2 separate regions of the Mus musculus genome follow, and region 2 is linked to region 1. The links are chromatin loops, found by intact Hi-C in ENCODE. Cell type or tissue: left cerebral cortex. All regions are shown on one strand.

The links. A loop is a pair of places that touch in the nucleus more often than their neighbours do. Peaks named below come from ENCODE experiments on the same cell type or tissue, not always from the same donor. Only the 100,000 strongest peaks of a DNase experiment are listed, where the experiment ranks them.
Region 2: a loop joins it to region 1, with 2.9 times the contacts of the local background. A loop is called at or near these places in 28 of 42 quality-filtered maps.

What each region holds. Positions count from the first base shown.
Region 1 is chr10:80,685,220-80,690,219 of GRCm38, forward strand. It overlaps Mob3a (MOB kinase activator 3A), which reads right to left. Exons shown (of 4, transcript NM_172457.2): 3 at 4,633-4,835; 4 at 34-1,954. The coding sequence ends at 1,925. Among named protein-coding and RNA genes, the nearest start is that of Mknk2, 11 kb to the left of the region's middle. In left cerebral cortex, a CTCF peak has its summit at 2,836 (motif pointing left); a DNase peak (open chromatin) is centred at 2,835.
Region 2 is chr10:80,576,827-80,581,826 of GRCm38, forward strand. Klf16 (Kruppel-like factor 16) reads right to left here and starts at 470. Exons shown (of 2, transcript NM_078477.2): 1 at 1-470. The coding sequence starts at 374. Gm26710 (predicted gene, 26710) reads left to right here and starts at 1,298. Exons shown (of 3, transcript NR_155863.1): 1 at 1,298-1,456; 2 at 2,121-2,249; 3 at 2,488-2,670. In left cerebral cortex, CTCF peaks have their summits at 1,758 (motif pointing right), 2,276 (motif pointing right) and 4,967 (motif pointing left); DNase peaks (open chromatin) are centred at 115, 653, 935, 1,414 and 2 more places; H3K4me3 peaks cover 1,778 bases; H3K27ac peaks cover 2,707 bases.

The DNA of each region.
Region 1 (5,000 bases):
AGCTGGGCAGAAACAACAAGGAGCAGCCCGCAGTATGGAGAGGACCACTTTATTCTTAGGCTGGCACAGAGGTGGGAGTGAATGAGGCAGGTGGACCCCTCCCTGGGCTGCTGGGATTTGGCAAGGTGGCCAAGTCTTACAGGTGAGAAATACACTCAGTCAAGCCTTGAGGGCTGGTCCCTGATTCTTCCAGAGCTGGGTATTGGGCACAGTGACTTCGGGAAGTACCCAGGGGTGTCTCTCAGCCCTGGGCTCAGGCAACCAAGCTTAAACTGTACACATTTAGTTTAGTGGCAGCCTCTGGAAAAGTAACCAGAATTCCTCAGGGTCTTGAGAGTGCAGAGGTCTCAGGGAATGGCCATGAGGCTCAAAAGTTGGAGCTGGGAACAGTCATATTCTGCTACACCCTCCATGGCATGACAGACAGGGACCTGCTGGAGTTTGGTCCTGTGGCCCACAGGGGCCACACAACACACATAGTTTTGCTACACAATAGGCTGCCACTGAAGAGAGAGGTTCCTGTCACCACCTTCCAGGAACTGCAGATCTAAGGGTGGGAGCCACAAGTGAATTCATTACTGGATCCCAGGTTAGCCCAGATACTGTTCCCAGGAGGGTGGCCACTAGAAACCAGTTATCAGTAATCCCAAAAATCTCCAGATGAGCTGGCTGACACTTGGGGGCAGAGGCAGGTGGATCTGTGAGTTGGAGGCCAGTCTGGCCTACAGAATAAGTTCCAGGACAGCCAGGGCTACATAGTAAGAGCCTGTCTCAAAACAAAAACAAAGACAAACAAACAAACAAAACCAAAAATATTTCTGAATAGACTTGGGTTTGGTACCTTACATCTTTAACAAAGCACTTGGGATGCAGAGGCAGGAGGATCTCTGTGAGTTCCAGGCCAGTTTCAAAACCAAACCAACAATGTAAAAAAAGAAAGGAAATGAAGCCAGCCGTGTTCACAACAGAGCCAGTCTGTGTGTGCGTTTGTGTGGCTGCGCACTGGGGTAGCCCATGGCTGCCTGATTCTCCCTGTCCCCTGGGCACCCTATGTCTGGCTCTCCCAGGCTCCTCCATGGGTGTGGGGGTCACACATGTGCACTCACGCTCACGTGGCAAACACCTCCCCACTGTGCAGAACCTTACCGGTTTTGTTTTGTTTCTTTAAGACAGGGTCTCTCTGTGTAGACCAGGCCGGCCTCGAATTGACAGATCTGCCTGTCACTGCCTCCTGACTAGGATCAAAGGCCTGTGCCACCCTGCCTGGCTCCTTTACATTTTTTTTTAAGACAATCTTGTTATGAGACCCTGGCTGGCCTGACCATTACTGTGGAGGTCAGGGTGGCCTCAAGTTTATAGCAATCCTCCTTGCAGCTGCCTGCAGAGTCTTGGGATCATAGGCATGCAGTGTATGCACCCTTCCTGACCTACAAAGACCCCCAGAACACCCAATACTGGGAGTCCTGCCCTGGGGGTGCTGGGGGTGGCATGGCACATTAGTTCATCTTTGGAGGTATGCTGGCTGCCTATGTGGTCACCCACACACAATGTGGCTGTAAACAGAAGACATCTGGTGGCCCCTCCCCTTCCAGGTTGGCAAGTGAGGGACAAAGCTGTCAGGGCAGAGAGCCATGGAGAAGGGACAAGTGGTGGTTAGCAGTGGCTCCAGATCCTGCCTCCTCTCGGAGGCCATGGCACATACAGTGTAAACCCAGTGGCTGAAAGCACAGTGTCCAGGTTCAAGTTCAGGCCCTGGATGCCGGCAAGGGGACGGGTTAGAGTCAGGGCCCACAGTCACCACGAGAGGGGGCGGAAGCTGTGGTCTTGCTGCTCCTCAGACAGTGGCGTGAGTGAGCGTGCCATGCTCCTGAGACACGAGCTGCACACAGTTGTCTCCCCAAGTCTCAGCGGACGGGAGGGGTCCTCAGTGACACATCCGTGATGTCATCTCTTTCTGTAGAGACCAGGCAGGTATCAGAAAACAAGAAGCAGGTAGCAAAGACCTCATACAACCCAAGACATGTTAGACGCTGAACAGTGGGCATGGTGGGTGGGGGCAGCTCCCTGTGACTGACAGAGCCTGTGCCACTGATCTGGGGTGATGTGCTGTGATTAAGTCCACCTGAGGTCTGGTCCTGGGCTATGGGCCAGCACTGCTTGATAGAGAGGTCAGCAGTGGGAAGTGGGCAAGCCAGGAGCCGTGGTCATATCTATCATGTTATTGCTCGGGACGTAGGGGCAGGAGGGATCTCGAGTTCAAGGCCAGCCTAGGCTTTATGAGATTCTGTCTTAAAACAACTACAGAAGCAGGCTGTGGGGCCAGTGAGATGGCTCAGGAAATAAAGATGCTTGCACCCAAACCTGACTACCTGGGTTTGAGCCCCAGGTTCCATAGAATGGAAAGAGAGAACTAACTCTTGCAAGTTGTCCTGTGACCTTCAGGTGCATGCCACGTCAGCCATGTTCACACGCAGAAATACACAACACAGAAAAACAAAAATATAATACAATTAAAAGTTAAAAAGAAAAAGCACGGGGCTGGAGAGATGGCTCAGTGGTTAAGAGCACTGACTGCTCTTCCGAAGGTCCTGAGTTCAAATCCCAGCAACCACATGGTGGCTTACAACCATCTGTAATGGGATCCAAAGCACTCTTGTAGTGTGTCTGAAGACAGCAACAGTGTACTTAGATATAATAATAAATAAATTTTAAAAAAAGAAAGAAAGAAAAAGAAAAAGCACGAGGCTGGAGAGACAGCTCAGTCTCTGTGCATGGCCGTTCCGAAACAGGCCAGAGTTCCAAGTGTCTGAAGCTCCAGTTTTTGAGGATCTCACACCCCCTTCTGGCCACAGTGGCACTGTACACTGCTACATCCACTCCAGTAGTGACTCGCATTACAGGTTTGGAAACCTGGAAGCAGTCCTGAGGCAAAGAGTTTCAAAGAAACTCAGCCTCCTGGAACCCTGGCATTCTCACAGCTAGAATGCCCCAGATTTGACCCTGCAATATCGTGGAGGGTCTTGCATGCTTTCTTACAGTATTTTACTGGATAAGAGTTAGAAATCTCAGGGCAAGCTTAGCAAAGTATACTTCTTAGAATCTTCATTACAGCCAGGTATAGCAGGGCTATACAGAGAAACCCTGTCTTGAAAAAAAAATGCAAAGAAACCAAGCCAGGTCTATAATCCCAGCACTGGGAAGGCAGAGGCAGGCGGATCTCTGAGTTCCAGGTTCCAGGACAGCCAGGGCTACACAGAGAAACCCTGGCCTAACAAGACAAATAAACAAACAGACAAGTAAGTGTAGATTGCTGTCTGTAAGCAGGTGAGGGCAGGTGAAAGATAAGGCTAGAGCCTGTGATTGGGCAGTGGAAAAAGAAGGTGGGCTGAGAGTTTTAGAGACAAGTATAGAGAGACAGACAAGACAGAGAGGGAGATGGAGATGAGGTGACAAGATGGAACCTATAGGAGAGGAAGATGAACTGGATACATGTGGCTTGAAATAGCCACAGGTAGCTATGGATACCACAGAAGAGCGACAGGTAATGCAGGGCAATTTGTCCAATCGAGGTGGGCGGCTTGTGTCAATATCAACTGAGTTTTGAGTTCTCTGTGTGGGCATTTTGGGGATGAAGAATTTACTGCTATAAATCTGACTGGTACTTTAGATGGGGTCAGGGTTTAGAGTAAGTTCGAAGCAGATAAGCCTCAGGGGATGGATGAGTGGGAATGTCAGAGTGGTTCAGGGGTGGATTGTTTTTTTAATAATTACACGCTACAAATAAGTCTTTAAAAAAAAAAAAAGGAAGAGGGCTGGCGAGATGGCTCAGCAGGTAAGAGTACTGACTGCTCTTCCAAAGGTCCTGAGTTCAAATCCCAGCAATCACATGGTGGCTCACAACCACCCTCTTCTGGTGGTGCATCTGACAGCTACAGTGTACTTACTTATAATAATAAATAAATCTTTAAAAAAAGAGAGAAAAAAAAGGAAGAAAAGAAAAAAAAAAAGAAAGACAAAACATTTTAAAGTTGATTGTGACCAGGCATGATGGCACAGACCTATGATCCAAGCGCCTGGGAGGCTGAGGCAGGAGGATCACCTCAGGTTCCCGGCTAGTGTGGACTATGTGGTGAATCATAGGCCAGTCTAGGTTATAGAATGGAAAAGGATCAGAAAAAGAAAATCAATCAATCAATCAATAATCCACCCCTTGTTCTCCAGGAGGTGGAGCACAGGCTGCCTGTCCCGTGCGCTGCTATCTGGCCAGTGCTCTACCCACTGTGAGCCCCATGGGATGGGATGGCTAATATGAGCCCCATGGGATGGGATGGCTACCACGGCACCCTCTCTGCTGTGGTGAACCAGAGCATCTAGGACTTCTGTGTTCTGGAGGGCAGCACGCAGGGCAGGCTATGCCCACCATTAGTATATGAGCCTTACTAGCATGGGGAGCAGAGATCCTTGGGGTAACCAGGCCCTGCGCCTTCTCAACTATTGCCATCATACTCTGTCTCCTCACCTGTGTGACCCAGTGCTAAGGACACCCTCTGGCTGCTGGCCCAGAACACTGCAGCAGAGTAGTGGTGGCCTGGACCCCACCCAGCAGGAGTAATGGTGCCCACCCCCACTCACCAGGGGCTCCAGCTCTTTGGGGTCAATGAGGTTGAACTCGGTGACAAAGTAGTAGAAGTGCTTGTAGCAGGTGTTGACGTGCGCCTCAGAGCCCATCTGGGCGATGCGGTCGAAATGGTGGATGTACACGTGCACGAACACACGGAACAGCCTTGACAGGATCTTGCGCACTGCCTGCAGGAAGGTCTTGGGGAATGGTGTGCCTGGGGGTGGGCAGAGGGACCGGAAGGAGACCTGTCAGGGCCTGGCAGCCTAGCCTGAGATGTGCTCCACCTGAGCCACAGAGGTGAGAATGGATGAGACTCAGAGAGCTCAAGGCCTAGGCTCGAGGTCACATGGTCTGTGTCTAGGAACCAGTCTCCTGCCAA
Region 2 (5,000 bases), 110 kb before region 1:
CTTTTGGCGGCGCCGGGGGCGCGGCCCGAAGAGGGAGACGAAGCGGCTGAGGAGGAGGAGACCGGAGAGGTGCCCCCCGCGGTGCTGGCTGCGGTGGCGACTACCGGCCCGCCTCTCAGATCGGCCAGGATGCTGGCGGCCAGCAGGTGGGGCGCAGCGGTGGCGCCTCCCGGCCCCGGAGCCGTAGCTGGCGGTGGCGGTGCCCCAGGGGTCCCCGGCGGCGTGGCCTCGCGGCGCGTGGCGCGCACATCCAGACCGGCAGCGGGGCCCGCGCCCTCGGGGCCGGGTCGTCCGCGATGCACCACGGCTCCCGAGGAGATGGCCATGAGCACGTCGGCGGCAAAGTAATCCACACACGCCACGGCCGCCGACATGCCGGGCAAGGACGCGGAGACACGGAATCGGCGGCGGGAGAGAAGCGGAGGCGGTGGGACCTACGCCCGTCCGGCCGGCAGCGGCTGCTAGAGTGCGGGAGGCGGAGGAGGGAAGGGAGGAGGAGGCCCCGGCGCGCCGCCGCCGCCCGCGCTCAGTCCCGCCCCGCCCCGCCTGACGCTCCCTGACGCACCGGAGCCCGCGGGGGCGGCCGCAGCCTGCCCCTCCTGGAGGACGCCCCCTCGGGGCTCAGTAGCCACGCCCTCTCCCCACCGCGGACACGCCCCCTCCTGCCGCGCCCTCGGTCCTCCAGAGAGTCGCGCGCCACCGCTGATGGGCGGAGCTCACACTGCCAGCTGCCGGTCCTCCCGCACTTCAAACCCCCCCTCCCCTCGTGTACCAGCAGAGCACCCGGGGTCCCCAAATCCCTGGATTGTGCCCTCTCCACGTAAGAACAAGCCAAACGGAGGGAAATCGTTCCCCTGGCCTGGTACGCACTACCCTCACCAGTGCCCTTCCCGGATCGTCACCTCCCAAGGCTTTGAGAGTTACGCCCACCCCCGCGACACGCCCACACACCCCACCCCAGCCTCGGATGCTCCGCCTCCTACCCCCAGTGCGCGCCACGCCTCCTCCGGGCGCGCGCTCCATCCTCTTCCCGGCGCGCCCACCACGCTGTGCCCGGTGCGCAGTCGCCGGGAACTCTCCCCTCCCCAACTCGTCCCTCCTCCCACTCCACATTCAGGCACTGGGACGCGCCCCTGTCCGCGGTGTGTGTGTCGGGGGATGGGGTGGGGAGTGCGATCCGCACGTGGCCAGGGTGGGGGTGCGGAAGCGCGCTGCCCCGCCCCCGGGCCACGTGCGCGACCCTCCCCCTCCTTCCTGGCCTTGAAGCAGGGCAATAACCCACCAATCCTGACTCCCCATCTCTGGGTCCCCAATGCCATTCTTGGCTTGGGGACAAAATATCCCGGAGGTCGAACTTGAGAGCGTAGGGTACCCACTACCCTGCCTAGCTGATCGAGTTTGTAGAGTTCGTCTTTGCGCACCGGGACTCGAGAATCACTAGGCCTGTGGATAACCGGTATGGCAAAAGTGAACAGGGCTGCAATAAGAAGGTCTGGCTCGGTCATCTATGCGAAGCTAGGGACACTGGAGTTCTGGTTGTTTCGTCCCTCCCTCACTGGCCCTTTGAGACTGGGACAGGGAAACTGAGGCTGACTAATGGAGCGATTGGAAACTTCCATGGATAATCGACCAAGTTGTGAAATGATGGTCCCCTAAAAGCCCCAGGCCCTAGGCGCCGGTTGCGCGGAAGTAGGAGACCAGGCTCCCGCCCCTTCCTAACTCCCGCCGGGTTGCGGAGGCCATGCAGTGGCCCGCGCAGCCTCCAGGGGGCGAAGCACCCCAACCGACAGCAGTCTGTCGGTCCGAGCTCCATCATGTTTATTCCCCAGCAGAGGCTAACCGGTGGCAGAGGTCCTTGCTCTGGGTGTCATCTCTACCTTCCCCACCTGCACCCCAAGCTGACTTGGTCAGGTTCCAGTGCTCTGCCGTCGAGTTGGCCATGTTTCTCTAGGCCCCACTATACTTTGTGTTGACACCGTGTCCCTCAACGACAGAGGTTGAATACTCTGGGGGACCTCTGCACAAATCTAGCTGGACAGAAATGGACAGGTTACACAAGTCCACGTTGTTCAGAAGTACACACCTACCCATCTTTCCATTGCTTGCCCTCCAACAACCAGAACCCTGCGATCCTGACCCAGCTTCTGTGGCTTTCTGAAGGGATCTTTTGCCCTCCCTCCCGCCACCTGAAGAGAGGAGCCATCAGGATGAATTGATTCATGATGCCCCGCCTAACAGCAGCTAGAGTGGTAAGTAAGGTTGGTTGTACAACCACCAGGTGGTGCCACTTAGCATGCCCCAAGCACATTTGTGTCCTAAGGGCTTAAGCCTGTGAGAGCCGGCTGTGAGCTAATCCTGCCATTGCATGTAGCAGCCCCCCATTACCGTTCATGCATATTAGCCTCATACCCCAAGCCCCAGACACGAGGTGGATCGGTTGTTGATCTGACCCAGGAGAGACCTAAAAACAGTCGCCCTACCTTACAGATGGCACAGTCAAGGCTGAGGACTCTGGGAAAATATCCAGCCTGCTCCCACAAGAACAGGAGTACTGGTAAGTCACTCTTTCTGATGGTATCCCTAGGGCTCAAACACTTGGTCCTTGCTAGTCCCACGGGGGAGCTCTGGTTTGTCCTTTGTTTTTATTTTCATAAAGGATCTACGGGAGTTATGGGGACAGGTCTGACACCCAACATTTGGCTACACAAATTTCAGGTCTTTTTTTTGACACAACTCTGGCTGACCTAGAATTTATTCTGGTCTCAAACTCAGCGTGCCTCTGCCTTCCGCGTGCTGGAATTAAAGATGTGACCACCACACCAGTCCCCCAAAGGTGAACTATTAAGGACCACGTTGAGAACTTTGGGTTCCTATATGAAGGATGGGGCTAAGATGCAGGGGGCCTAAGAGAGCCCCTGGCAGGCACTTGGGTCTCAGAAAAGTCAGAGATCCCAGAGACCTGTCACTTCCTGGAGACTTAAAGTGTGCCTGTTTTGACCTATGCCCTGGGGACATCCACAGACTTGGGTCCGGTGGAACAGAGACTACAGACCCATCCATGTCACTGTTGCTCCCAACTCATGTGGCTGAAGCCAGCCAGGCATAGTGCTTTTTGTTGGGGACAGTGACCCTAAGATTTAGCTTGAACCTGGGCAGCATCCAACACAAGCAGGAAGCTGAACCAGGCTTCATAGGACTATGTTTTGTGGGGATTTTTTTGTTTGTTTGTTTTCTTTTTTTCTTTTTTTTTTTTGGTTTTTCGAGACAGGGTTTCTCTATAGCACTGGTTGTCCTGGAACTCACTTTGTAGACCAGTCTGGCCTCGAACTCAGAAATCCGCCTGCCTCTGCCTCCCGAGTGCTGGGATTAAAGGTGTGTGCCAACACCGCCGGGCTCTTGGTTTTGGTTTTTATTTTTGATTATCTGGGCATGTCATCCACACCTTTATGCCTAGTGCTCCGAGGTGGAGGCAGGAAGATCGGGAGATCAAGATTATTCTTGGCTATAAAGTTGCAGAGCAGGGCAGTGATGGCCATGCCTTTGATCCCAGCACTTGGGAGGCAGAGGCAGGGGGATCTGTATAAGTTTGAGGCCAGCCTGGTCTACAGAGTGAGTTCCAGGACAGCCAAACCTACACAGAAACCTTGTCTTGAAAAAGAAAAAAACAGGGCTGAAGAGATGGCTCAGCGGTTAAGAGCACCGAGACTGCTCTTGCAGAGGTCCTGAGTTCAATTACCAGCAACCACATGGTGGCTCACAACCATCTGTAATGAGATCTGTAATGAGATCTGATGCCCTCTTCTGGGGTCTGAAGACAGCTACAGTGTACTTACATATAATAAATAAATATTAAAAAAAAAAAAAAAAGAAAAGAAAAAGAGAGCAACCTCTGAGCCAGTGAGCAGGTCAGCCACTTTTGCGTGTATGTACAATAATATCCAACATGGGTGCCTCAGAACCAAAGGTGGCCAGCATCCCAACATGTTTGTCCTGGTCCCTATTATATATATATCCAGGATAAGGGAGGTAGCTGTGTCATAGAGACCTGTGTCCAAGGACACGGTGGGCTCTGGGGAAGTCTGAACCTTGGGCAACCATTGGTCCCTGGCCTTTGTTACTCTCAGCTGGGTCCATTGGTCCTCAAAGACAGGAAAGTCCTACCAGCTATCAACGACTATGTCCATGTTTGAGACATCTGTGGCAGGCCTGATCCTGTCCCCTCGAGCCTTTGGGTGCCCTGACATCCCTGGAATCCTAGGTCCCTTGGCTGGAGGTTAAGTTGGGTGTGGGGACATGAGGTGACCCCAGGACCTTGTGGCCCTGAATTGGACTAGGAAACCACTACACGTAGGGCATGAAAGCATGTCGGGGAGAGCAGCCTGGCCACAGCCTTAGCCAACCTTGGGGGTACTACAGATAGCATTTGGTGAAGGGCTGTGTGTGAGGAGCCTAGGGGAAGACACTAAGGAACAACTGTAGGACAGCGAGCCACGGATACCTGTGGGTGCTGCTGACTGAGGTGCTGTGCTGTGCTGTGGAAGCCACAAGCACTGGGTCTCAGAGCAGAAGAGCCACAGGGAGGTCACAGGATCTTATCCTGAATTTAAGATGATGGCTTCATTGCAAGTTTAGTCTGTAAAGGAAAGACCTGCAGTCGTTTCTTCTTGGGGTGTTTTTAACACAGGGCTTCTCTGCTTAGCCCTGGCCCTCTTGGAACTCTCTAGGTCCCTAGACCAGGCTGGCCTGGAACTCACAGGGCTCCTCTTGCCTCTGCCTCCACCTCCTGCGTGTTGGGATTAAAGGTGTGCACCACCATGCTCACCTTTTTACTTTGTTTTTAACTTGCTGTAGCTGATATGCTGGCTCATGGCTGTCATTCCAGCAGTGGTGAGGTTTGAGGCCTGGGCTACATAGTGAGTGTCAGTCAGCCAGGCTCAGAGACAGAGGGAGATGAGATCTGACGCCCTCTTCTGGGGTGTCTGAAGACAACTACAGTGTAC